3 separate regions of the Homo sapiens genome follow, and all the other regions are linked to region 3. Evidence: chromatin loops called from intact Hi-C (ENCODE). Cell type or tissue: endothelial cell of umbilical vein. All regions are shown on one strand. Each heading gives the region's core, and the rest is flanking DNA. Links, peaks and the distances in the headings are about the cores only. Region 1 overlaps SIK3 (SIK family kinase 3). Region 2 overlaps SIK3 (SIK family kinase 3). Region 3 holds the start of ZPR1 (ZPR1 zinc finger).

Region 1 (8,301 bases), core at 58-8,057, 89 kb after region 3:
TAAACAGACAACAACTCACTGTTTCCTGAGCTCCCTGGCATACCTGGCATGGCCATAGTGGTTTAAATAAAAGCATGCTACAGAAGCCACTGAATTGAGCACACTAAGACAAGAGGAAGGCGACATCCCCATGGTAGGTAAGCTGCAGAACTGCAGGCTGTGCTATCTCAAAAGCCAAAAACAGACGATAATTTGGGGACACATGGTAGGGAACCATGATCACTATTCTCCAGCAGTTTAACTGGTTTTACATTCCTTCTTGCTTGCTTCACGTGCTGCTTTAGTGTTACATAATAGTTTGTTCCCAGTGTCCGCCTTTCAGGTTATGGCCTGATTACAATCACATGCAAAGGAGGCTGCAGCAGCTTTCAGAGGAGTCCCCTGCAGCAGCGGTTCCCAGCTCACCCTGTCAAAGTTGGGATCGGCGTCCCCTAGCTTCATCCACTTGTGCTTGCAGATCTGCTCCATGGAGAGGCGCTTATTGGGATCTAACACCAACATATGGCGGATCAAATGCTCACATTCTGCAATGGACAAACAGCCTGCCTTCAGTCTCTGGTGAGGGGAGGCACCAGGGGAGTAGAGGAACCAGGGGCAAAGCCAGCAGGGAGGCTATCCAACTCCCTGCTTCTAATTTTGTCTCTCTTGCTCTTTGATCCTTACCTATTCTGTTGCTTATGCCACCAGAAGGGGCTAAGCAAAGGCAGAGAGAGGTGGAGAAAAAGAAACTCAAGTGTGGTAGTCTGGTTGTTGCCTTCACCAAAAGGCTGACCAGAAAAGGTCTGGGGATAATCCATGGATTTCATTTATTTATATTATGTATATGGCCCTATTTAACACAAGTAATGAAGAGTAGAATGGCCTCTAAAGAGATTCAGTATCTTACAAGGTTCTCAAAATATTCAGTTCTATCCTCCTAAATGTACCACCACGCGCATACTAATGCTTTTGGCTTAGGTGTGCAATACCCTTCTTCAAAACTCAGGGAACTTGAATTTCTGATGGCACAAGGTGTGTGGGGAGAGAGCCACAGGCTACTTCTCTCCTATGCCCTGGGATTCAGCTAGCCTTATTTATCATTTTCTTCTCAATGTTATTTAAATAGTCATAGGTATTTAAAACTGGGCTGTGAGCTACAGATATTCAGATCTATAGAAATTTTTCTCTGGGAGCTCGTATTACAGATTACATTGCAGAAAGAACAATGGATTCAAAATCAAGAAACGTATATTCTGATTTCAAAACCACCCTCTAAGTTTTCTCATCTATAAAATGTGGCTACTGAGGGTGATGAGAGTAATAGTTGTGATGAAGGCAGTGATGATGATACCAAAACAGCACTATTGATGCATCTTCTGAGCATTTTACAATTATTATTTCCTCATTTAATCTACACAGCAATCCTAGGAGGAATGTACTATCATTGTTCCCATTTTAGGAATAGCAAAAACCAGGCACAGGGAGGTAAAGAAACTTGTCAAGGTCACATGGCTATTAAGTCAAACCAGATAGCCTGACTCTTCACCTGGTTCTCTTAACCACAATGCTACCCTGCCCCTGTGGTGCAGAGTTGTTGGGGGATCCAAATCCCCCAACACTAATTCAGCACTGAACCATTAATTCAACATCTTTATCCAAGCCACCATTTCTGACTTACACGCTGCAAAAGTCTCCTACCCGGTCTTTCTGCTTCCATTCTTTCTCCATTACAATCTGTTTTCTATAGAGAGGCAAAAGGAATTTTTCCAAAGCATAAATTTGGGCATATCACCACTTTGCCTGTAACTCTCCAATCTCTTCCCATAACCCTCAGAATGAAATCTAAAGTCCTGGGCCTCCAAGGCTCCTACTTCTCTCTCTCCCTTTTTTTTTTTTTTTTACATAGAGTCTCGCTCTGTCACCCAGGCTGTGGAGTGCAGTGTGCGATCTCGGCTCACTGCAACCTCCGCCTCCTGGGTTCACGTGATTCTCCTGCCTCAGCTTCTCCAGCAGCTGGGATTACAGGCCTGTGCCACCACGCCCAGCTAATTTTTGCATCTTTAATAGAGGCGAGGTTTCACCATGTTGGCCAGGCTGGTCTCGAACAACTGACCTCAAGTGATCCGCCTGCCTCAGCCTCCCAAAGTGCTGGGATTACAGGCGTGAGCCACCGCGCTTGGCCCCCTACTTCCCTCTCTGACCTGGTTTCCTGCCACTATGCACATTTCTAGTTTTTGCACATGTTTAACACACTCTCATCCAATGGCCTTTACATGTGTTTTTTTGTTTGTTTTTTCCTTTAGTGGAAATGGCCATTCCTCAGATCTTCATATGATTGGCTCCTTGTCATTCAGGTAAGAGTTTAAACGTCACTTCCTCAGAAAGCTCTTCTTTAACCATCTACTCTAAGATGGGCCTCCAGTCACTCTCTATTACATCACATTCATTGTCTTCACGCAAATGATTTCTTTGGGAAACCATCTTGTTTATGTATTTACTTATTGTCTGACTCCTCCACTGCAATGCAAGGCCCATGTCTTTCTTTCTGTTGTACCCAGTATCAACTCTCCAGTACCTAAAATGGTTATTATATCTAGACACTTAGGAGCTGCATAAATATCTACTGAATATGTAAATAAATATTTGTTGAGTATTTAATCAAATGAGATTGTAATTGTGAAAATTTTTTTAAAATAAAATTTTCTATAGGTTTTTAAATTTTCTGCTTCTATTTAATCACAACCGTCCTGAAAACAAAACTGGCCAGTGAAAATAACAACAACAGTAAGACATTATTACAAAAAACTACTTTTGATATACCAAGCACTGTGCTTACCAACTTTATTACATTTAACCTTCACAACAACCTTAACTTAGAGACTATAATTAGCTCCACTTATAAATGAAGAAGAAACAAGATTTTGAAAGTTAACATATTCAACATGGCAAAGAAATGGTAAAGTTGGGACTTCTAAGCTGTGCTCTTGACTACCCTATTATACATCTCCACATGGATATAAATTGATCTACTTTTCTAGGGTGAATTCAACTCTTCAATTTCTATACCATTTGGCAAACACCATTCTATATTACTGTTGTGAAAAGAATACTACAAGTAACTAAGATAAATTACTCTTATTTTAATTTACTCTAACTTCAAAAGATAATACAACAAAGTTCCTATATCAAAATGATTTCTTACATCAGGCATCAATTTGTTGTTGCTTTACAATTAAAACTATATTCAAATGCAGTGTACATCTCAAAGACTTCTACATTCCTATAGAATAAAGTAAATGCCATCTACAACAGTACGCTTTATTAAAATTACATTTCCAGAGTAGTAAGGCTAGAGCCACAACTGTAGCAGCACCTGTATAGATTATAAATGTCATTGACACATATGTTTATCGTTTGCAGTTACTTAAGAGGACAAAAGTGTTCTTAATTTAGGAAGTTGTTAAAGACTCCTGTGTAGGGAGAAGGCTAGGACCAAACTGTTGTTAAGGCCTCTAGATGGCACTCTCCTGTTTTCCTTTGGTCTCCACACACAATTTAGTGCATAAGATGACCAAAGCTGAATGGTGTTCAGTTACAGGCTTGCTTTAAAACAGATTTTTTCCAAGGCAATTTCCTTAAAAGCAAACAACAATAACAACAACACCACCACACACACAACCAAACCAAAAACAGTACCATAATAATTCCTAATTAGAAGATATATCTAGTTCAATTTCAGGATCTTGAAACCTCTATTCAGTCATCCTTAACCATTATTTGGCCTCAGATGCCTTGAAAATTCTCCAAAAAAAAAAAAAAATCTGCACAAGAATTTATACACAAGACCTTGCATGTAACTTTAGACTACTCAACGATGTCCTATGAAGCCTGCATAGATCCCCCAGACCCTGGTGTCTACAGGCCCCAGATTAAGAACCAAAACAATTCTTGGTTACAGTGTCAAGGGCAAGAGCTTTTTAATCTTGACTATCCTACATAATATCGAACGTGCCAAGGAACAGAAATTTAACATTTTTCATATGTGGTGCAGATGGAAAATATGACAAAATGCAGAAAGCTAGAGTATCATCATCAATTCATATTTCCTAAGTGTCATGTAGTTCATGAAATTAAATTCAGATGAGATTTGAAGACACCATTCTACATAAAACATGGAAACAGGGTGAAAACGAGGGGAATAGATGCTCTCAAACCTAAGAACACAATCACCCACAGGACATTCAATTTACAAGCATGGAAAGATGGAGCCCTCACATTAAACAAAACATCAACTTTTCCAGATACCAAGAACTACTCTATTTTATTGTCTAAAAGGTCCCTGTTGGCCAGGCATGGTGGCTCACGTCTGTAATCCCAGCACTTTGGGAAGCTGAGGTGGGCAGATTGCTTGAGGCTAGGAGTTCGAGACCAGCCTGGCCAACATGGTAAAACCCTGTTTCTACTAAAAATACAAAAATTAGCTGGGTGTGGTGGTACACACCTGTAATCCCAGCTACCCGGGAGGCTGAGGTAGGAGAATGGCGTGAACCTGGGAGGCGGAGCTTGCAGTGAGCCGAGATCGCACCACTGCACTCCAGCCTGGGCGACAGAGCGAGACTCCGTCTCTAAAAAAATAAATAAATAAAATAAATAAATAAATAAAAAATAAAAGGGCCCCATTATTTGCTCCCACCCAAAAGGCAGGGCCTCTGATGCTAAATGAAACTGAACCACTTTGGGCAATGCAAGAATATGCTCCTCTGCTTGTGTGTGCCAGAGAAGCAGCTTCCCTTCAGAGCTGCTTTCATCTGCTCCATGCAAGACGCCAAGCGGTCTCCGCAGTGAGAGTCACTGTGGGCCCAGGAAACCTGATCTGCCAACAGAACGTTAACTAGAGGATGTTCAGCACAGGCCTTGCCCTGCTGCGCTGCCAGGCATTTGGATGACTTTGTGGGGAGAGAGCTGCTGTATGGGCAGGGTCCTAAAATGAGAATTAAGTTGACATAGCCAGTGTGAGTCCGTATCTGTGAAAGCAACATTTTTTTTCTTTTTTTTTGTCCTTGATAATAAAACAAATTTCTCTAAGTGGTTACAACAAACCAAAACAATTCTTGGGAGATAAGTCTTCTCCATAAGCCGTGTGGATTTGACTGAAAATAGTAATGTCCCTTTGGCATACCAAGAGAGCAAAAATGAGAGAAAGATACATAGAAAAGAGTAAAAAAAATAGGGAAGAAGAGAATGAAAGACTAATAGAGCAATTCATTCAACAATATTATTTAATCATTACTAACATTTATTGACCATTTACATGATAGGCAAAGTGCTAAACCCTTTAAGTTAATTTAAGCATCTACTTCACAAACCAACCCAATACTATTATCTCAATTTTATAGACAAAGAGAATTTAAAATCAGAGAAGTTGAGAAACTTGATCAGATAATAAGAGGCCAAAGCAGAATACAAATTCTGGTCAGTCTTACTCCAGGGAGCTCTTAACCTACATGGTACCTAAAATAAACACATTATTGGTATTCTGGGTTATGAAAACAAACCAAAACAATTCTCTCCTCTGGCAGATCAGATGCCATGTCATCTTCACAGGTTCCATCATGACAGAATCACCCACAAGCTAGGTTAGTACAAAATGGGCCAGGCAAATAGATGGTGCAAAGACCAAGAACTAGCTTTAAGGGGAGACGGCAAGTTGGATGGATTAATGAGGCAGGGACATGAGAACACTAAATGGGGAGCGTTGTCTTATTCATAATTTTGCTGGTGAGGATTAAATACACTGTGGTAGAGCAAACTTATTTATATACTCTAGTTGTTGCAAGGTGATGAAGACTATGATGGAAGGCTTGAAACAGAAGGCTTCCCGAATCAAGGATCAAAGATAAGAGGAGATAGGTAAAAATTTAAGGAACCAGATCATCAGACTCTTCAGGCTGATCCTATGAAGGAGGGAAAGCCATTTGTCCCTGAAACCCTGCATGTGACACCAAAGAACAGAACATGGCAAAACAATCCTTTCCAGCTCTGTGGTGAGCAATGGCATAGAAGAAACTGAGTCATGGATTCTTTCTGACCACATAAAGCTGCTTTGAGCTGGTGGAAACAGAAGACATCTGTGTACCAGAAGGCACAGAAAGGCTTTCTTGCAGGCAAGAAAGTGCATGCTGCTTACAGGTGCTCAGAAGAAGGGGATGATCTAGTTTCTTATGTACTTGGTCCAGTCAATGGTAGGTGTGTTCAAAGGTAATTCTAAAGCACCCAGCCCAAGAGTTCTATATTTTCAATAATTTAAACAAACTTCTTAAAAATGTTTACTTCTTAGTAATGAATTGCTTCTGGCACAATTCTCACTTCAAAGAGGGTTCTATTTTTTCTAAATTTCAAAATCTAAAAAGGAAACAAAAATAAATTGGCGATTAAATCTCTGAAACATGTTTCTATGGAAAATGAATTACTTGACAAAAACCTTTTAAAAGTTAAATGACATTAAAGTCTTAAAGTTTTCAGAACAAGGATGCTATGCAATACACTGCTTGATGCTGTTATCCACTCACTTTGTCCAGCTCGGGTACCAGCCCTGGGGGAGAAGTGATGCTATTATAGCAAACAGAACAAGACCAATGGATGGCCTGCAACAGCAATCTCAGGATGGAGCCACATGGCTTTGATAAGAGTCTATCCCTGTATTTTAGATGTTCTGGATTTAAAAAATGTTTGTCTCAGAGCACCTCTTTAATGCTGCCTGCCTTTTCCTAAAAGACAAACTGCACACAAAACATGCTGTTTTTCCTCATGAAAAGAAAATAAAGTCTGTTATAATGTCCTGATCTTGTTATAACATGGACAGAACAGTGTGACTATCTTGCAGTGCTATGATCCCTGCAGAAATAATTAAAAAGTAAATCAATAAGAAACCAGGGGTGTTTTCTGCCAAGATACCTTCTTTTGCTAAGAAGCCAGCCAGAGTTAGGAATCTTCACTCTGCTTGTGGACTAAGCCCTAAAAATGATGTTTTATTAATACGCTCAAGAAACACTGTCAATGTCAACTGCCAGCTAAGATCAAACCTATTTATTTAACATAGTCACTATTTAAAAATGTAAACAAATAGACAAATGGTCCTCAAAATAAGACATTTGGGCCCGGCATGGTGGCTCACGCCTATAATCCCAGCACTCTGGGAGCCCGAGACAGGCAGATCACTTGAGGCCAGGAGTTCAAGACCAGCCTGGCCAACATGGTGAAACACAGTCTCTACTAAAAATACAAAAATTAGCCAGGCATGGTGGCGTGTGCCTGTAATTCCAGCTACTCAGGAGGCTGAGGCAGGAGAATCACTTGAACCCGGGAGGCAGAGGTTGCAGTGAGCCGAGATTGTGCCACTGCATTCCAGCCTGGGTGACAGAGTGAGACTCTGTCTTAAAAAAAAAAAATGACATTTGTATATATAAATAACATACAGTAAATGTGCTAACCTATAGATACATTCAGAGATTGTATAAATGTTAACTATAATAATACAAAATACAGGGATTTTGTTGTTGCACTGAAATTTTGTTATTTTGGGTACTGCTAGAACAATGGTGTTATAAGGATTGGAATGCTTTTATTCTATACATTAAATTTTGACATATTACTGCTATAATAGAAATAAACATTTCTAAATACCAAGTTAAAGGACTAGTTATTTATTTTTATTTTGAAATGGAGTCTCATTCTGTTGGCCAGGCTGGGTGCAATCATAGCTCACTGTAGCCTCGAACCCCTGGGCTCAAGTGATCCTCCTGCCTCAGCTTCTCCAGTAGCTGAGACTACAGGCACACACCACCACATCTGGCTTTTTTTTTTTTTTTTTGATGGAGTCTCGCTCTGTCGCCCAGGCTGGAGTGTAGCAGTGCGATCTCGGCTCACTGCAACCTCGCCTCCCGGGTTCAAATGATTATCCTGCCTCATAAACGATAATATGCCTCCTGAGTTGCTGGGACTACAGGTGCATGCCACCACGCCCAGCTAATTTTTTGTATTTTTAGTAGAGGTGGGGTTTCACCGTGTTAGCCAGGATGGTCTTGATCTCCTGACCTCGTGATCTGCCCATCTCGGCCTCCCAAAGTGACATCTGGCTATTTTTTTTATTTTTATTTTTTAGAGACAGGGTCTTGCTATGTTGCCCAGGCTGGCCACCTTGATCTCCCGGCCTCAAACAATCTTCCCATCTCAGCCTCCTGAGTTGTTGGGATTACAGGTGCATGCCACCAAGCCTGACAAGGATGTAGTCAATGCCACAGTTTTACACAAACAAAGAAAATA
Region 2 (8,301 bases), core at 4-8,003, 75 kb after region 3:
AGGTTCAAGTGATCCTCCCATCTCAGCCTCAGGAGTAGCTGGGACTATGCTAATTTTTAATCTTTTGGGGGAGAAAGGGTTTGCCACGTTGCCTAGGCTGGTCTAGAACTTCAGGGCTCAAGCAATCCTCCCACGTTGGCCTCCCAAAGTGCTGGGATTATAGGCGGGATCCACTGCGCCCGGCCCAGAAAGCTATACTTTTTTAACCTATAAAACTGCAATGTTGCTGACATAAAAGGGGTACGTTTACCACCCCAGTCCTCCTGCAATCCTGGCCTCTGTCACCCATGCTCCTCCAGGGATGCCTGCCACCTCTTCCATTACCTGCTGCAGCTGTTTGATGCTGCTGTTGTTGCCCATTTTTTCCAGGTGAGCTTTGAAGGCCTGGATGCTCGCAGCCCCATCTGAGAACCGGCGCACAGGGGAGAAACGCTCCGTAGGGAGGTGCAGAGTGTTGGAGTCCTTGTAGGTAGAGCTGAATATATGGGAAGAGAAGGTTAGAGGCTAGGACTCAGGGGCTTTGACCAAATCACACAGGGACTGCTGTTCCAGATGAACATAAAGACGGCTGGCTGCCCAGGTAGCCCTGCATATTATGCCACTTTCATGCCATTTCCAGACATCAGTCGTTTCCCTAGCCTGCTTCCCTTTAGAGGGCTCCAGGTGTACATCTTCCATTTCTACTTACCTTCGGTTGGCTTACTTTCCAAGCCTGGTGAGGTCCCGAGATCAAGTACATCCAGTTCTTATAAATACACTAGGCCAGAGAGAAAAGCTTCTCAATATCCTCCAGGCCAGACTGTACAGAAGCTCTTGCTTTTATAATCATATGTCTATCTAGTGCCTTTAGAAACCTTAAATTCACCATTTGAGCCAAAGTTTTCCCTGAGCAATGATCTCCGTATGGCCAGAGGGAAACAACAGTCAGTTTTGTGGTCAAAGGTCTGGCCTAGAACTCATAGGTTCTGTGACAGAAAATAGAAGGTGGCGATTGGGGTGGGGGAAAATGAAGACTTCTGATCCTGGGATGGAGACAACAAATTCTTAAGGAATGTGGGCCTTGAGATCCTGCACGTACCTGGTCAACAAATAAGGTCACCTACTGTGAAAATCAACTTCTCAGAGCAGCAGCACTCACCCAACCTCCTAATGAAAGAGGAATCATATGGATTACCTTCAAAGACCCCACTGCTCAACTGGAACACAGCCAGAATCTTACAGAAAGAAAGAACAAGCTATTGATAAGGAATGCCTAAGACAGCATCGGGGTTAGAAGCTAACACCTACTCTTGTGACCTGATGATCAGAAAGAGATGTTTATGGGCTGAGGTAAGCAGATAAAAGACTGCCAAGGCAGCAGCATTCCAGTAGCAGATGGAAAGGATCAGGGTTTCATGTCCAGGGCAGAGATGCCATTACACTGAACTTTGGATGAAATGATGTGCTACCTTGCCAGTGATTCATTTGGGACTGAAGCAGAACCACAGCTCAGGAAGCAGGTTAACAAGCGAGTTCAAATACAATGCAGACAGCGCGGGACCAGGAGGAATCTAATGACCGTGCAGAGGTATCCAGAGAGTTCTGGCAGCAGGTGAAAGCCTTTTACCCTGTCTTTGCTAATGATGGCTTTTGTTTCAGACTCTACCTGAGGCTTGACCCAGCAGTGAGCTAATGAAATGAGCACGAACATGTATTTGGTTCAGCAACACAAAAAACAAATGAATTTGGCGGGCCACAATCCAGGAACAGGGATCATGAAGGCTGTGTTGAGAAGCATTTCCTTATAACTTGTCATTTCTGTTTCTACTTCAGGTTGAAGTAGAAGCAAGTAAGTACTATTTTCTCCTAAAATTTGATTCCTATGCTTTCAATGTTTTCTGAAATGGACATGTTTCTGATCCCCTCAGAAAGCCATGTTCTTCAAGTAGCAATACAGTCTTTCTGCACAAAAATAATTCTCTCCCATCACAGAAAATCCCAGGTCCAGGTATTTCATGACTTTTTCAGAAGCTCAGGTTGTGAAGAGACTGATACCCAGGTCAGTCCAGCACAGTAACCTCAGAGGAACGGTTCTGATGCAGTTGCTCATTTGAGAAGCACTGATAAGTATCAATTGTGCTTGATTTTATTTTTATTTGCAATCACACTCAAATTCAGGATGGCCTCGCATTAGGCTGATACTCCCACACTATACTCTTCAAGGAGGGACTTGGTTTCCCACCTGGATAAAATCTATCTTGTGTTAGTTTAAAAAAATTTTTTAGTTACACTTTTTAAAACATTTTTAACCTTAAATTACACATTTCCAGAAATGAAAAGGTTGATTAGACCACTCTTCTGTTTCCATGTTGAACTTCATCTCTTCTACCCCAGAAGGATAGCTATATATACTGTTCTTTAATCATTTCCTCCAGAAAATGAAAGGAATTCAAGAACCCATGCAGGCCACCCGTATTCCATGTTTTATAGCCTTGGAAAGTTTCTCATTTCCCCTGAAGACTGGCTTTAATCTCTTTTGCTGCATATTTGTATAGTGATCCCATCAAGACATGCTGGGTTTGCACAAATGCCCCATCTTATGCAATTTGCCACTCATAAAACATCATTTTCTTCCAATTCAAATAGGCTTGGCCACAGGCAACCCTCAAAACACCAAAAAGGTTCACATGAAAACAGACAGCAGATAGATTTCCAGCAGGCAAGGCCTTGACAATGACTCTAGGCAGGGTGGATATCACACAGACAGAGCTGTGGTCCAGTGTGGACCTCCTTGAGTAACAAATGTCAACAGAATATAGGGTCTGTGATAAAGCCTGACTCTGGAAATGTGACGATCTTCATGTTCCCCTCATAAGAAGACCTCCTGAGGAACACCTAGCATTCAACAAGGATACCTAAAGGACTTCAGCTAAACAACAGACTCAGACAAGGGCTGAAACATTAAGTGTCAGGCTGTGGAGGAAGGGAAGAAGGAGACAAGGAGAAAAGAAGGAATAAAGGGTGTATTAGATACCAGTGTAGAGCTTGAAGTTATGAGAAATCACAGGAAACGTATAGGGGAGGAGAAGGCAGGTCTCCAGTAATCACTCAAAGTGCTCTTTATTTATTTATTTATTGAGACGGAGTCTCACTCTGTTGCCCAGGCTGGAGTGCAGTGGCATGATCTCGGCTCACTGCAACGTCTGCCTCCCGGGTTCAAGCAATTCTCCTGCCTTAGCTTCCCGAGTAGCTGGGACTACAGACGCCCACCGCCACACCCGGCTAATTTTTGTATTTTTAGTAGAGATGGGGTTTCACCATATTGGCCAGGCTGGTCTCGAACTCCTGACCTTGTGATCCACCCGCCTCGGCCTCCCAAAGTGCTGGGATTGCAGGCGTGAACCACCGTGCCTGGCCTCAAAGTGCTCTTTAGTGTGTACGAACACTGTAAGTCCTGAGAGACTTTCATTAGAAAAAGCCTGTCTTTCTGTGCCATCAGAGTTTTATTTGAGAATTGTCATTCTTGCTACTCCTGACAGACCATTTTTACCAAGTTACTCATAGTCATTTATGAAAGCTTATCTTCCTTCTTTTAGGGTTCCAACGTGGCACTAATTATGTCCCACTCTGCTCAGAGTTCACTTGCCTCTGCTGATTATGTTGATGCCAAATGGGTAACCAGCCTCAGTAAAAAAAATGTGTCAAGCTTGCCAGTGCAAGCTGGCTGCAAGATTTCATAACACCACATATATAAACCTAGTTTCCTTGGAATCTGATTGCTTTTCAACCTTCCCAAGGCTGCTTTTCAGTGTCCTCCCCAAAAGACAGAAATAAAATACGCTCTAGTAACTGGTGGTGGCTTTGAACGTGTGGGCCATGAGCTTGGGGATAGCTTCGGAGTGGCCAAGACTGAGATTTTTAGTCATCAAGATAGTCACAGAAGATAATCATCTTCTTCAACTAGCAAAGTGTCATTCCGCAGCTGCTTCCAGGCTTACTTGGAGTCAATGAAGTTTTCTTGGTCAGGAAGGTTAAACTTGCTTTTATTTCTTCAAGAGAATGGATTATAACCATAACCGAACCTAGCAAAAGATTTTTGCCATCAGAATATTGAAAGAATGACCTCTTAAATACATCGCTCAAGAGGATCTCTGCTCTACTATTCAGAAGGGGCTTTGTCTTCATTTCCAGGCTGGCGGTTCAATGGTAACACGATATGAAATGCTCATTCTTTTGAAGGTGATGGATTATTAAAGGTCAAGTCTATCGATATGGCTAAAAATCTTCCTGTTTCCAGGTGGCCTTCTGAGAGTTTCACTTTCTTGCAGGTCTCAAGTTCAATTTTATCTATGAATCAACATCTAGAATCATGGGAATCAAATGCAGACAATAAACAGGTCTGCAAGGTAATGGGAGAGAGGAATCTCGCATTGCTCCAGGGCGCAGTAAAAAACCTTTGCCCTGTGCATTGCTTACTGCAAGGAGCTGAGAAGATGTGAGTTCAGGATGACAGCTGGCTTCTATTTAAAGCCACGATGCTAGTCACCGTCGCTGTGAGACTAATCAGAAGGGTGCCTGTCCGATGAGCCTCAAGGAGCTCGCACAGCTCATGTGGCTACTCACCGATGCTGATCAGGTACCAGGTGAGGAGGCCAGACCCGGGAACGGAAAGGCTGCTGTCCTAGCTGCCGTTGTAGGTCCGGTGGGATCTCAGCTGTAGGGTTGGTCATGGCCAGTGTATGTCTTTTGGACCTATTTGCCAAGTACCTGCAACAAGCAGGAGCACATTTCATAGTAAAAAAGACAGACAGGAATATTCCTCCACAAGAAGCATTAGAAGTTAATCCAAAGCACTCAATGAAATAGTGCCAGAGCTCACGAAGGCTTGATGGCAAACAGATCCCTGCCTGGATGGAAGTGAGACACGTCTAACTGGCCAACAGAAGTTGGCTTGACAATGAAGTGGCTGAATTTTGAACCTAAGAATAGCCATTGAAGAGAAGAGAGAAAGTAGATCTAGCTCACAAAGATGAGATCACTTTTCCTTGCTTCATTCTACTCGGTAGAAGAATTTATTTTCTCCATGTTAATTTATTCATCTTTTCCCTCCAAATTTCCAAAATACAAGTCAGAGGAAATGAGCCCTAAGGACTATTCCTAGAGATGAACCTGGGGAGATATTCAGAAGGACTCTGTGCATGTCTCTCGATCTCACAGGCCCCAGGTTTGAGACTTTCTTCACTACAGGTCACAGAAAACTGATCCTTCCATTTGAGGATAAATGAATTCCAAAACCACCCTTTCCCTCTCGCTTGGTGACTATAACTCAATCATCAGAGAAGAAAAACTGATGTTGTCCTTGGGGAACCAACATTCTGTGGAGGATGAAGAAATAAAACCACATGAAATGTTTAGTTAGGGAGGGAAAAAGCAAGGCAAAAAATAAAAACAGAAGAGTCTCACAAGACGAAGAGTTCCCAAACTGATGGCTTTTATTCGGAAGATCTTTCAGACCCAGCACTTAGTTAATACCATCAATAAGATATTGTCCCTCTTTGTCTGGTGGATGACTTCCTCCACCGCTGCTGCTCTTCTGGAGGCATGAATAAAAGAGGCACTACACCTTTTTTATTACATCAAAACTGATGGGCATTATACCCTTGAAATGTTGGTCTAAAGAAGAAAGAAGGTAGACCTGGAGGAAGGAAAGTCTAAGACAAAGAAGATAAAATATTGCTGTCTCTTTTAAGGTAGAAAGGCAGTAAATTTCCTGATTTCTCATTTCTTCATGACCCAGTAGGGCCCATTTGTAACCTTATATACCCTCTTATCAGCAAACTATAGAAACAACAGCATCAAGGAAAAAAAAAAGTTACCAGAATTTTCCTTCTATTGGCCAAGCTGTAGAAGGAGCTGGCCCACCTGCCAACACCCCTGTTTGCCATGGTTTTCTTTCCACATAGGACCAGCTGCTTTCTGAATAGCAGCTCTCACACAGAGCTACTGGGGATAGGATGAGAGTCCTAGCCAGCAACTGGCAGGTTCTTAAAAAATGGTCTCATTTCATTCTTAACTATCTTGCCCCTTTCAGCTAAAATCAGTTAACAGACTGTAGAGTAATCAGTGTTATGTGAACTTGCCAAAGAGTAAGCCATTAATGTTTTAATAACCATTGGATAAAGACACCCAAAGTTCCCCAAAAGCCCATGAAAACCATTTTATTTCAACTTCCCTCAAAGGAAAAAACATATAATCTTGAAGAACACCTGTATTTCTGGGAAAATACATGCTGGATTCTGGTGAAACCCCCTCCCCGGATAATAAGAAAATCAACTCCCACAAGGGGGCATGCATGGAGCTAAGGACCAGGGCTAACGGAACTGAGGCCAAATGAACAGTACAGCATGCCTGATGGTCACTGCCGTTCTCTGTGAGTTAGGCATCTCTCAACAAGGTTCTGTAAACAATGGATATTTGCATCTGTCCCTGGCCCGAATCCCATATTCTCTTTTTCAATATCTCTTTGTTGGTACAAGGGGGTGGAAGAAGCACACAGCAAACAGTACAAGAGGTATTCATTCTCCTGGAAAGGAAAAGTCCATGCCAGAGGTCCATGGCCAGACTAGCTAGGATCACTGTCATCCCACATCTCCAATTCCTTTTCAGTAAACAGTTCTTGGCAGGTACGAGCAGGCTTTGTGCCTTGTGAATACTATCAGAGTTGCAATATGAAGGCAGGGGACAAGGAAGAAGGAGGGAGGAAAGAAAAAGTTCTTATGGTTATTGCTGTCACTTAGGGGACTTCCAATGGTGCTTACAGAAATGACATTTTCTGGGTAGTCTTCTGTTACTTCCATGTGGGGTGGAACATGCCATCTGGCTTGAGCAAAGAGACCACACAAATGTTGAAGCTGCACTCTACCACCTCCTTGGGCAGAGGTGACCTTTCGCTGGTTGCAGGGGAGCCTGCCCAGGGGCTTCTGCAAGCACTGCCAGATGTCACATTACCTCTGCACAGCTTCCTGGTCTGGCTCCCCGTCTGAGCTCTCCTCGTCCACAGGGGTAACTGCTGGCACTGCCTGAAGAGAGACAGGAAGGAAAAGCTCAAGGTGGCAGCTTATTCTGTCATGCCTCTTACTCTAGTAACTGGGCTTGGGGCAGGACTTTCTGTTAACTTTCTTATTTACAGAACTTTTCTAGACTCCTGGGTTATACAGGATTTTCATATACCTATTTTTCCATTTTTACCTTGCTTAGGTAATACTAATTAGAATTTCTTCCTCTTATTTATCTTCATTCATTCATTTATTAATCTAACAAATAGCCAAATGCTTACTGTTACAGGATAAAATGTGAATTTACAGACATAGACCTTGCCCTCATTTTACAGTCTAGTAGAGGATAGAGACAAGTAAACAATTACAAAATAGCATGATCAAGTCTTCTAATGGGGGTGTTTGGGAATTAAGGAAGGCATCCTGGAGGAGGTAGCACCTAGCAGGAACCTGAAGGATGCACAGGAGCTGGTCAGGCAAAGAGGGACAGGAGTTACAGGTTTCCAGGCAGAAGAAAAGAGAAGGCCTGTAGGTGTTTGAGGACCCGAAAATACAGTAGAAGATTGTTTACCTGAAATGTCTAGGACTTGACCTGTTGTTTCATATTAATGTGATTTCCGGAGTTTAAATGTCTTAACTCCAGGAAAGCATAGTGAATTACTGAAATTACATTTTGGTACATAAGATACAATTGTGTAGTATCAATTCACTGCTTTAAAATAGTTGTTACTCGCCAAAACATGTGAGTGAAATGAGAACCACCACAATGCTTGTATCACTGTGACTTTCCCATCTGCATCCTTGCTAGCTACCCATAGCCTGGGTGCCCACATCATCACCATGCCCCAGTCACTAGAACAAAAATCACACTTCAATTATTATAAAAGAGTATTTTACAAAATGGCTAATTACAAAACAAAACAAAACAAAACACTCCTGGAATAATTTTGTCGGAAAGCTCCCAGGGTTCCTGGATCCCTTCCCACAGTTCTACAAGGGTGGAGTGAACAGGGTGAGGCAGGAAGTGGCTGTAGATGAGGCAGGAGAGGAACGCTGTGGCCAGTGACAAATGGTCTTGAATAACACACTAAGAAGTTTGAGGAAGAACAGTGGTGAATCACTAAAGGATTTTAAGCAGGGGCATGATGTTATAAAGATTTATATTTGCAAAAGCCAGCTTACTCTAGCTGCAGTGTGAAAAGGGCTGGTGGCAGGGATCAGGGGACATGACTGGAAGCAAAGAAGTCAGTTAGGATGCCGTGGTGTT
Region 3 (8,247 bases), core at 1-8,000:
CCACAGCCCCGCTGGCCGCCATGGCCACCACGCGCAATTCAGACCTCGGCTTCCTACTTCCGCCGCTCTCGCGGCCCCACCCCTCTCCCGTCACTTCCGCCAGCTGCCACCACCCCAAAAAAAGCCGCAGACTCCGGGCACTCGGGGAACAATGTCGTCAAGGGCTCCCGGTTCCCGGGTTTATATGGCTCGAACCTTACATCGCCAGCCGGATCCACCTCAACTCAGCCGTCACTTCCCCTAAGACGTCCTCTTAGAACCAGGGCACTTTTTTGCTCCTTCACAATAGCTCCACCGCACGGGGTTCTATTGGTCCCTACGTCGGTCTACAAGAGCCTTGACGACAAGGGGCTGGACTTGTCCCTGAGGAATCCCTGAGAAGGTGCGCCCGGAGCCGGGCTGCTTGGTTCCAGTGTTGGGCCACATACTGCTTGCGTGCTAGGTCGCCCCTCCGGGTGGCTCAGCCTCTTCCCCTCTCTCACAATCCCTGAATCCCTCTGTCCCTTTCTGTTCTTCCCACTCCCTATTCTGTCCTCATCACTACCTTCCCCAATCCCAGCCTCAAGTACACAGCCCTCATTTTCACTCCTACCTCCTCATCCCCATCATAGCCCTTGACCTATGCTTTTCCAGTTTCCTAACAACAACAAAAACACCTTTTATTATTTCTACCTTTCTAGCACTTCCTCTCTCCAGGTGCTGGGTCCACAACCCAGTTCTGTTGCCAACATTGTCAAAATCCACGGTGTCAGGGAAGACCAGCCTGCAGGCATGATGAGCCTACATATGTGTGGGGTCTGTGCTATGGGGTTGGGGAGCAGGCAGGTGCTGAGAACCCGGGGACAGTAGGCTGAGCTGGGAGGAAAGGGGGCCGGACAGGGAAGTCCAAAGACAAGGAGCTGTGTTTACCCTTTCCACGTCCTCCACCACACCCCAGTTTCAGTTCCCAGGGGATCTATAGGGAGCATTGGTGCCCCTGAGTGAGGGGAGTCCCCAGAAGAGAGTCCGGCATAAAAAGAGGCCATTCAAACTCTAGAACAGCAGGAACAAAGGAGGCAGCCCACCTCAGGAATCTTAGGTCCACCAGGGCCACAGCTCTTCCAGACACAGCCTGCATTCCATGCACAGTGTCCTGTGGGGGAGCAGGCTAGTGAACAGTGCAGGTGCAGAGGAAGGGCCCGTAACCCAGGCCCTCCTGCCAGGTGTGACAGACAGCCGTTGTCTAGCCAGGATCCCTGAAGCAGAGCCCAGCCAGACCCCCTTTGACAGACCTGGACTGGGAGTGGGTGGATGAGAAAGAGCAGCAAGGGAATGGAGTGGGTGATGGGTGTGCTTTGGGGATAGTGGTGAGGCCACTGCTTTCAGACATGGTCCAAATGAGAGTCACGCCAGGCAAACTTCTATCATAAACATCTATTTCATTTGAGCCAGAAGTCTAGGCTTCAACTTGGGAACCCAGAGGGAGGGGCTGGAGATGGGGAGAGCACACAGTATGCTCCCCAGAGGGTTTAAGGAGCTCCCACAGTTGGGAGGGTTCAGTCCCTTATTTAGGTGTAGAGCTATGTCAGGAAACATGGGCTCTGCCCTCTCCTATCACAGCCCACACCTTTCGTACCCACCAGCATCAGAGCCAGCAGGGATATTCACACACCATCACATGTTCTCCCCATGATATTCTCTTTCTCCCTTCTATTCCCCTGATAGCTGCCATGGCAGCCCTGGGGAGACAAGTGCTCCTCTCTGTGGACCAGCTGTAGCAGTGGCCACCAGGCAGCCAGAAGTGACTAGAGCCAAACTCCAGGATGTAGTGGCACAGGCTTCCAGCATCACGGCAAACAGGCTTGCAGATAATCACCCACATGCATGGTGCCTCTCCCTCCCTACTCCCTCACCCTTGAATGGAGTAACTCATGAGCATTCCCAAATGAGCACTGGGAGGCTGGGTTTGCAAAGCCTGGTGAATGTAATGCATCCAGATTGGGGAGTCGCAGGAGGCTGGATGTGCAGGAGACAGCAGCCCCTTTGGTGGCCTCCCTGTCCTGCACAGGACCTTCCACCCTCCACCCAACAGGCCACTTTCAAGGACTGAACCATGCTAGAGGCTCAGAGCCAAGGCTCCCCAGACAAGGAGCTGGGAATGGGCCTGGGCAGGTAGATCCTCAGGGGTCCCCCAGATGGCTGTGGCCCTGGTCATGAAGGCTGTGAGTGATGTCTTCCCACAGGTCATCCAGACGGGCCTGCAGCTTGCTCAGAACCTTGCCACTGTCTGTTTGTTGAAACTCTGGGGCGAAGGCACTGTGGCCTGGTGGAGGTGGCGCCAGCTGCTGCTGGACCTCCTCAGTCTCCTGGTCGATGGCGCGAGTGAAGGCAGCTATCTGCAGGTAGGTGTCCTGGCGGAAAGCCTGAAGTCGCTGGCGCACCTCCTCGGAGAGCATCTGGGGGTCCGGGCCGGCCCCTTCCTCAGTCCCAGTGCCTGCAAAGGCTCTGCTGAGCTCTTCGCGCAGCTGGTCCAGGTTCTGCTGGATGCGTGCGTGCAGGGCCTTGGCCTTGAGCGTGAGCTTCCGGGAGAGCACCTGCACGCAGCGACTGAGGCGCGCGGGGCTGGCGGGGGCGTGCGGAGCCACACTGCGGTGCAGCTCCTGCACGTGGCGCCCGATGCCGCTCACCAGGCTCTCGGCGTATGGGTGGAAGAGCTCTTTGAAGCGGCCGGTGTGGTGCACCACGCGGCTCTGCAGTCCCTGCAGCAAAGCCCAAGCCTCGTCCACGCCCCCCAGCAACTGGGCCTTGGTGTCTTCCCCCACCACGCGCAACTGCTCCTGCAGCTCCTGCACGCGCAGGGCCACCTGCTCCATCAGATCCATCGTGTAGGGCTTCAGTTGCTGCCGCAAGCCCTCCAAATTCCAGCCCACCAGCTCGTGCGCCTCTGCCATGTAGGGCTGGAGGCGAGCCTTCACCTCCTCCAACTCCTCCTGCAGCTGCCGCCGCATGCCCACCGGGTCCTGTGGGAGCCGAGGAGCCTCGCTCCCACTCAGAGGCCTCAGCTTTTCCAGGAACTTGTTCATATTGTTGAGGTCTTGCTCAAGGCTGTCTTTCAGGGTCCTGGAGAAGGGGACAGATATCCAGGCCGTCAGACTGCTAGCCTCCATCATCTCCTTTGTCCCCAAGTCATCGCGCACTGATCCTCTGGGGGAACCAAGGACGCAGGGCGTTGGCCCCAGGGTCGAGGGCTCTTGTCCTAGCCCTGGCCAGTAACAACTCACGCACGAAGCACAAACACATTGCCCATACAAATCCAGACCTACAACACTCTCCAAAGAAACATAGATGCGCCACATCATCCTTTGATTCTGGGGACTGCAGCGGGCGTCCTCCCGATTGATCCCAGGTCCCGCGCCTCAGTGAGCAAGGGGGCAACAGCTACGGAGTTGTCAAGGCGGGGGCTGCAGGCAGAGGGCGCTAAAGAGCCCAGGATGGCCGGGATCTGCAGACAGAGCTAGCACCGCTCCTTTCCTCTGTCCCAGCAGCGGCCACAGAGGTTGAGGCAGCAGAGGCAGGTCATCATGGCATGGCCCAGCTGTCTCCTCCCTTCGCCTACACCCCTTCCCCTGGGCACTCACGCGGGCTCGCGAGCCATCTTCTGCTGATGGATCTGCTCCACCCTGCCTTTGTCCCCGCTGGTCTGGCTGAAGTAGTCCCAGAAGCCTTTCCGTGCCTGGGTGGCCGAAAACGCTGTGGAGAGGGACTAGGTAATCAGGGCCTGGGCTCTCCTCCCCCAGGGTGGACAGGGCCCTCTGGCCAGCCTCCACCCACACCCCCACGTTGAAGTCAGGGTCGGAGACCCACCTGAAAGAAGAGCCAGAGCCCAGGTGAGCACGGCAGCCATGCTTGCCATTACCTGCTCTGAGAAGACAGGTGGAGGGAGGCCTGGTTAGGGGAAGAAGGAGACGAAGGGACATGGCGCAGGGGACTTGCCCAGGGGGCCTCTGCAGGGGCAACTGCCCGAAATCCTGTTACCCCTTCCTTGGGCTGGGGAGCACAGAGCTGTTGGGGCTCAAGAGGACTGACCTAGGTGAGTCAAGGAGGCTAGGGTGTCTTCCTCAGACATGGGAAGAGGGCGTGCTCTTGCTACCTCAGTCACATAGCAGGGAGCGTGGTGCTCTAACCCCTTCGCAAAGGTCCCAGACCCCAGGAACAGTTCTCTAGGCCACTTCTACCACCTCTCCCCTGCCCACCTGTCTCCCTCCCTCCCATTTCATGGTGGAAAAACTGAGCCATAATGAGGGCGAAGAGGCAACTCTGCCAAAATGTTCCAAGAGGACGTCTTAGGGGCCACCCCAGGCTCTCCCCTGAGGCCACCTGCAATGCCCTCCCTTAGGACTGTGACCCCCATCCCTCTGCCCCAGCTGCTCACCTGCTCACGTCTGGGCACAGAGAGCAGACATTCTGCTTTATACTCCAGGGCCCTGAGCCTCTGGCACCAATTGCTCTGAGTAAATACCACGTGGAAGTTCAAAAGAAGTTGACCTCAGCTGCCTCCCAGCACTCACCTCCTGCCCTTTCCCTGGCACCCAGAGGGTTAATGAGTGCCCTGGTATCAGGGGCTGCCCCAGTAGAGAAGTGCTTCCCAGGAGCTTTACGGGGGATGGGGCTGAACTCCTCACCCAGTTTCTCCCAAACCCCATGACCTTTAACCTTCCCACTGACCTGCTGGCTGGCCCACCAACAGAGAAGAACCTGTTTGTCTGCCAAGGGCCCCTCTCTTACACAACTACCCAGAGTCACTGTGTCCCAGCCGGCAAGATGGACAGTGTTCACCTACCAGCCAGAACCCGAGCAGCCCCTGAAAGCTTCACTACAGGTTCCGCAGGCATCCTCAGCCAGCATTCATAGGGTTAAAGACCAACCACATCCCTCTTTATGAAACAATCCTGGAACAAGCAAGGGAAGCCAGGCAGGGTGAAGATGAGATGGCAAGAGGCATCTGGGCCAGGGACTCTGAGCCCCAGGAACTGGAGCGAAAGTGAGATTTGCCCCATGAGGAAAAGCTGAACTCCACTCGCAGGGCCTCTGAGGAGAGCAAGCCCAAATGCTCAGATCTTCTCTGATGACACACCCACTCCGTCTACAGTACTCATACACACGTTCACAAGCTCCCGATTCTTGGTCCTAAATGCATCTTGAATCAATCCCCTCTCCTCCATTTCCACTACCATCATTGCACCAGTTGTCTGTCACCTTGATTGCATTCATAGCCTCCAACAGGTCTTTCTACCACACTCCTGCCCATTTAATTCATCCTCCACTGTGGCTCATCCTGACTCATTTCCAGTCTCATCTGCTGCCACATAAAACCACGGCATTCCCTGAGCCTTTATACAGGCTTCCCTCTGCTTGAAATAGCCTATCCCCTGGTGAATATATATTCATTTTTTAGAGTTAGTTTGTATTAGTTAGAATTAGACTTGGCTGCAAGGGACATATATATGTGTGTATATATATACACACACACATGTATATTTTATATTCTTGCATACATATATGTATATATATGTGTGTGTGTATATATACACATATATATATACAAGATACTGCTCTTACCACTCATACTGACATCCCATTGGCCACAAGTTAGTCACATGGCTACACTTAGCTGATATATATGTGTATATATATATGCAAGAGAATAGCTTAAACAAAATGGAGTCTTATTTCCTTCTCATGTAAATGTAGGCCAGCTCGGGCTGCTTTTATCTTGTTGCACTATTATCATCAACAAGACGCTCATATCCAAGTTCCAGCTGCTTCACCTCCAGCTACCAAGTTCACCTCCCAGGGAACAGGAAGGAGGAAAAGGAGAAGGACATGTTCCTTCCTTTTAAAGACACATCCCAGATATTGCCATTACCACTTGTACTGACATCCCATTGGCCACAACTTAGTCACATGGCTACACTTAGCTGAAAAGGAGGCTGGGAAATATAGTTTTTATTTTGGATGGCTGTATGCCTAGCTGAAAAAGGACTCTATTACTCAGGAAGAAGAGAAGAAAGGATTTGAGGGAACAGTAGTAGCCCCTGCTACACAGCTCCAGTATCACTCTGAATGCCTTCTTCGGCCTTCACCTTTTTCTGCTCTGGAGATAAACTGATTCCACATTATTCACACAACACTGTATATTCCTGGATTATAGCACTTACTATCTAACTGCACAATAATTTGTTGATGAATCCGAGAGCTCTTTGAGTGCAGGGGCTTTTTCTTATTCATCTCTATATCCACTAGTATGTTTTGCACAGTGCCTACCTACTACATACAAAGTTAAGTGACTGAATTCAATCATTCATTTGATTTAGGAACTGAGGTTTGAGGAGATCAAGTGGCCTGTCCATCATCACGCAGTAAGAGTTGCAACCAGAATCAGAACCCAGGTGCTTGGCTCTGGTGGTTCAAGAGAGCAGACTATGACCAAGTCACAAAGGGGCTTGTGCAAGCAGTCACTGAAAGGTACATGATGGAGAGATCACTCAGGAGGGTGGCCAGAGAGAAGGCAGAGGAACTATTTAGGGATATTTTAATAATCCAAGTGAGAAATGAAGGCCTGAAGTATGGCATAGCAGTGATGGTTGATAGGTAAGTATATATTGAGGGCTACTAAGGCAGCAGAGTTGATAGCACTTGGTGACTGATTGGATGAGGAAGGTGAAGGAGAGGAAAAAATCCCAATGATTCCCAGGTTTCTGAGCAACTAGGGGGATGATATTTTCTTTCACCAAAAAAAATAAGCAGGTTGGGACAGGAAGTGAGAGCTCAGATTAACAGGAGTCCTAACTCGAACCTAAGCTGGGTTTCAGATAGGCATAGGGCAAGCCCAGTTGAGGTCTATTTGCTTAATGGCTAAGAAGCCTCCTAAGAGAAAATTCATTTGAAAGGAAAAAAAGCAACAGGAGCTACCATCCAGTCACAAAACCACAGTCATGAAAAGAGAAGAGAGACTCAGAGTATTTGGGAAGGGAACATTTCCAGGGGTTGAAAAAATGTGGGAGTGGAGAGCCACTGAAATTGACTTTGGGTGATTACTTGTACCCACAAGCTAGTGTGGCCTTGTGCCCAAAGGCTGTCCACTGGAGATGTTCTGGCAGTTGGATACATATGTCTCAAGCCCAGGAGAGAAGTCTCGGCTGGAGACTGAGTTTTGGGAGTCATCAGCAGATAGGAGCAGTGGAAGACTTGGGAGTAGATGAAATCTCTAGGGAGAGTACATGGCAGGAGAAAAGAAAAACGCTGAGGTCAGAAAACACCAGTATTGGCCGGGTACAGTGGCTCACGCCTGTAATCCCAACACTTTGGGAGACCGAAGCAGGCGGATCACTTGAAGCCAAGAGTTTGAGACCAGCCTGGCCAACACGGTAAAACCCTGTCTCTACTAAAAATACAAAAAAAATAGCCAGGTATGATGGCACACGCCTGTAATCCTAGCTACTTGGGAGGCCAAGGCTGGAGGAGTGCTTGAACCTGGGAGGTGGAGGTTGCAGTGAGCTGAGATAGGGCCACTGCACTCCAGCCCGGGTGACGGAGCGGGACTCCATTTCAAACAACAACAACAACAAAAGAAGCCTTTGGCAGAGAAAATTAACGCTTTCCAAAGATCCATGTGCTGTGCTGTACTTCCCAGACTCCTTTGCAATTAGATTGGGGCCATACAGTTAGTTCTGGCCAATGGGCTGTGAGCAGAACAAAATGGGTTACTTCTGTTTGAGGACAATGAAGAGTGGATGTGAGTTCTCCATATTTTTTCCTTCCTTCCCCTACAGTGGAAGCAAAGAACTCCAAGCTGGCACTATTACAAGAGGGAGAGGGTCTATATTCTGAGTTAGTGCTTGGAGCAGCACCTCCCACCTAAAAGAGGGGCAGAGAAGTAGAAGTATAATCAAAATAAAGAAGAATCACAGAAAGAAAATATATTAGTTAAATTATATATTTGGCTGCTCTGAGAGAGACCCAAAATAACAGTGGCTTACAAAAGCTGGAAATGTATGTTTTCTCCCATACAAAACTTCACGCTGGTATGGGAGCACTGCTCCACAAAGCTGTCCAGGGTCCTAAGTTCCTTCTGTCTGGAGGTTCTAATATCCCTATGTGTTTCCCTTGTCCACATGATCTAAGATAGCTTACCACCATGTCCACATCCAGCCACTGGAAAGGGGGCAGGGTGGAGGAGAGGAGAGTGTAGAATGTACTCTCCTTTCT

Evidence for each region. Hi-C counts contacts between places; a loop is a spot of excess contacts. Peaks named below come from ENCODE experiments on the same cell type or tissue, not always from the same donor. Only the 100,000 strongest peaks of a DNase experiment are listed, where the experiment ranks them.
Region 1: a loop joins it to region 3, with 9 times the contacts of the local background. A loop is called at or near these places in 13 of 110 quality-filtered maps.
Region 2: a loop joins it to region 3, with 2.9 times the contacts of the local background. A loop is called at or near these places in 19 of 110 quality-filtered maps.

What each region holds. Positions count from the first base shown.
Region 1 is chr11:116,876,519-116,884,819 of GRCh38, forward strand. It overlaps SIK3 (SIK family kinase 3), which reads right to left. Exons shown (of 25, transcript NM_001366686.3): 7 at 406-524. Among named protein-coding and RNA genes, the nearest start is that of APOA1, 43 kb to the left of the region's middle. RefSeq lists a silencer at 3,537-3,586. In endothelial cell of umbilical vein, for the core only: a CTCF peak has its summit at 3,491 (motif pointing right); a DNase peak (open chromatin) is centred at 3,513.
Region 2 is chr11:116,863,344-116,871,644 of GRCh38, forward strand. SIK3 (SIK family kinase 3) reads right to left here. Exons shown (of 25, transcript NM_001366686.3): 14 at 6,988-7,058; 15 at 4,603-4,746; 16 at 325-475. Among named protein-coding and RNA genes, the nearest start is that of APOA1, 30 kb to the left of the region's middle. In endothelial cell of umbilical vein, for the core only: no CTCF peak of the experiment used is centred there; no DNase peak of the experiment used is centred there.
Region 3 is chr11:116,787,969-116,796,215 of GRCh38, forward strand. It overlaps ZPR1 (ZPR1 zinc finger), which reads right to left and starts at 55. Exons shown (of 14, transcript NM_003904.5): 1 at 1-55. The coding sequence starts at 22. It overlaps APOA5 (apolipoprotein A5), which reads right to left and starts at 3,911. Exons shown (of 3, transcript NM_001371904.1): 1 at 3,844-3,911; 2 at 3,618-3,729; 3 at 1,399-3,099. The coding sequence starts at 3,892. The coding sequence ends at 2,160. RefSeq lists silencers at 1-7, 42-265 and an enhancer at 78-357. In endothelial cell of umbilical vein, for the core only: a CTCF peak has its summit at 3,448; DNase peaks (open chromatin) are centred at 213 and 3,453; H3K4me3 peaks cover 632 bases; H3K27ac peaks cover 593 bases.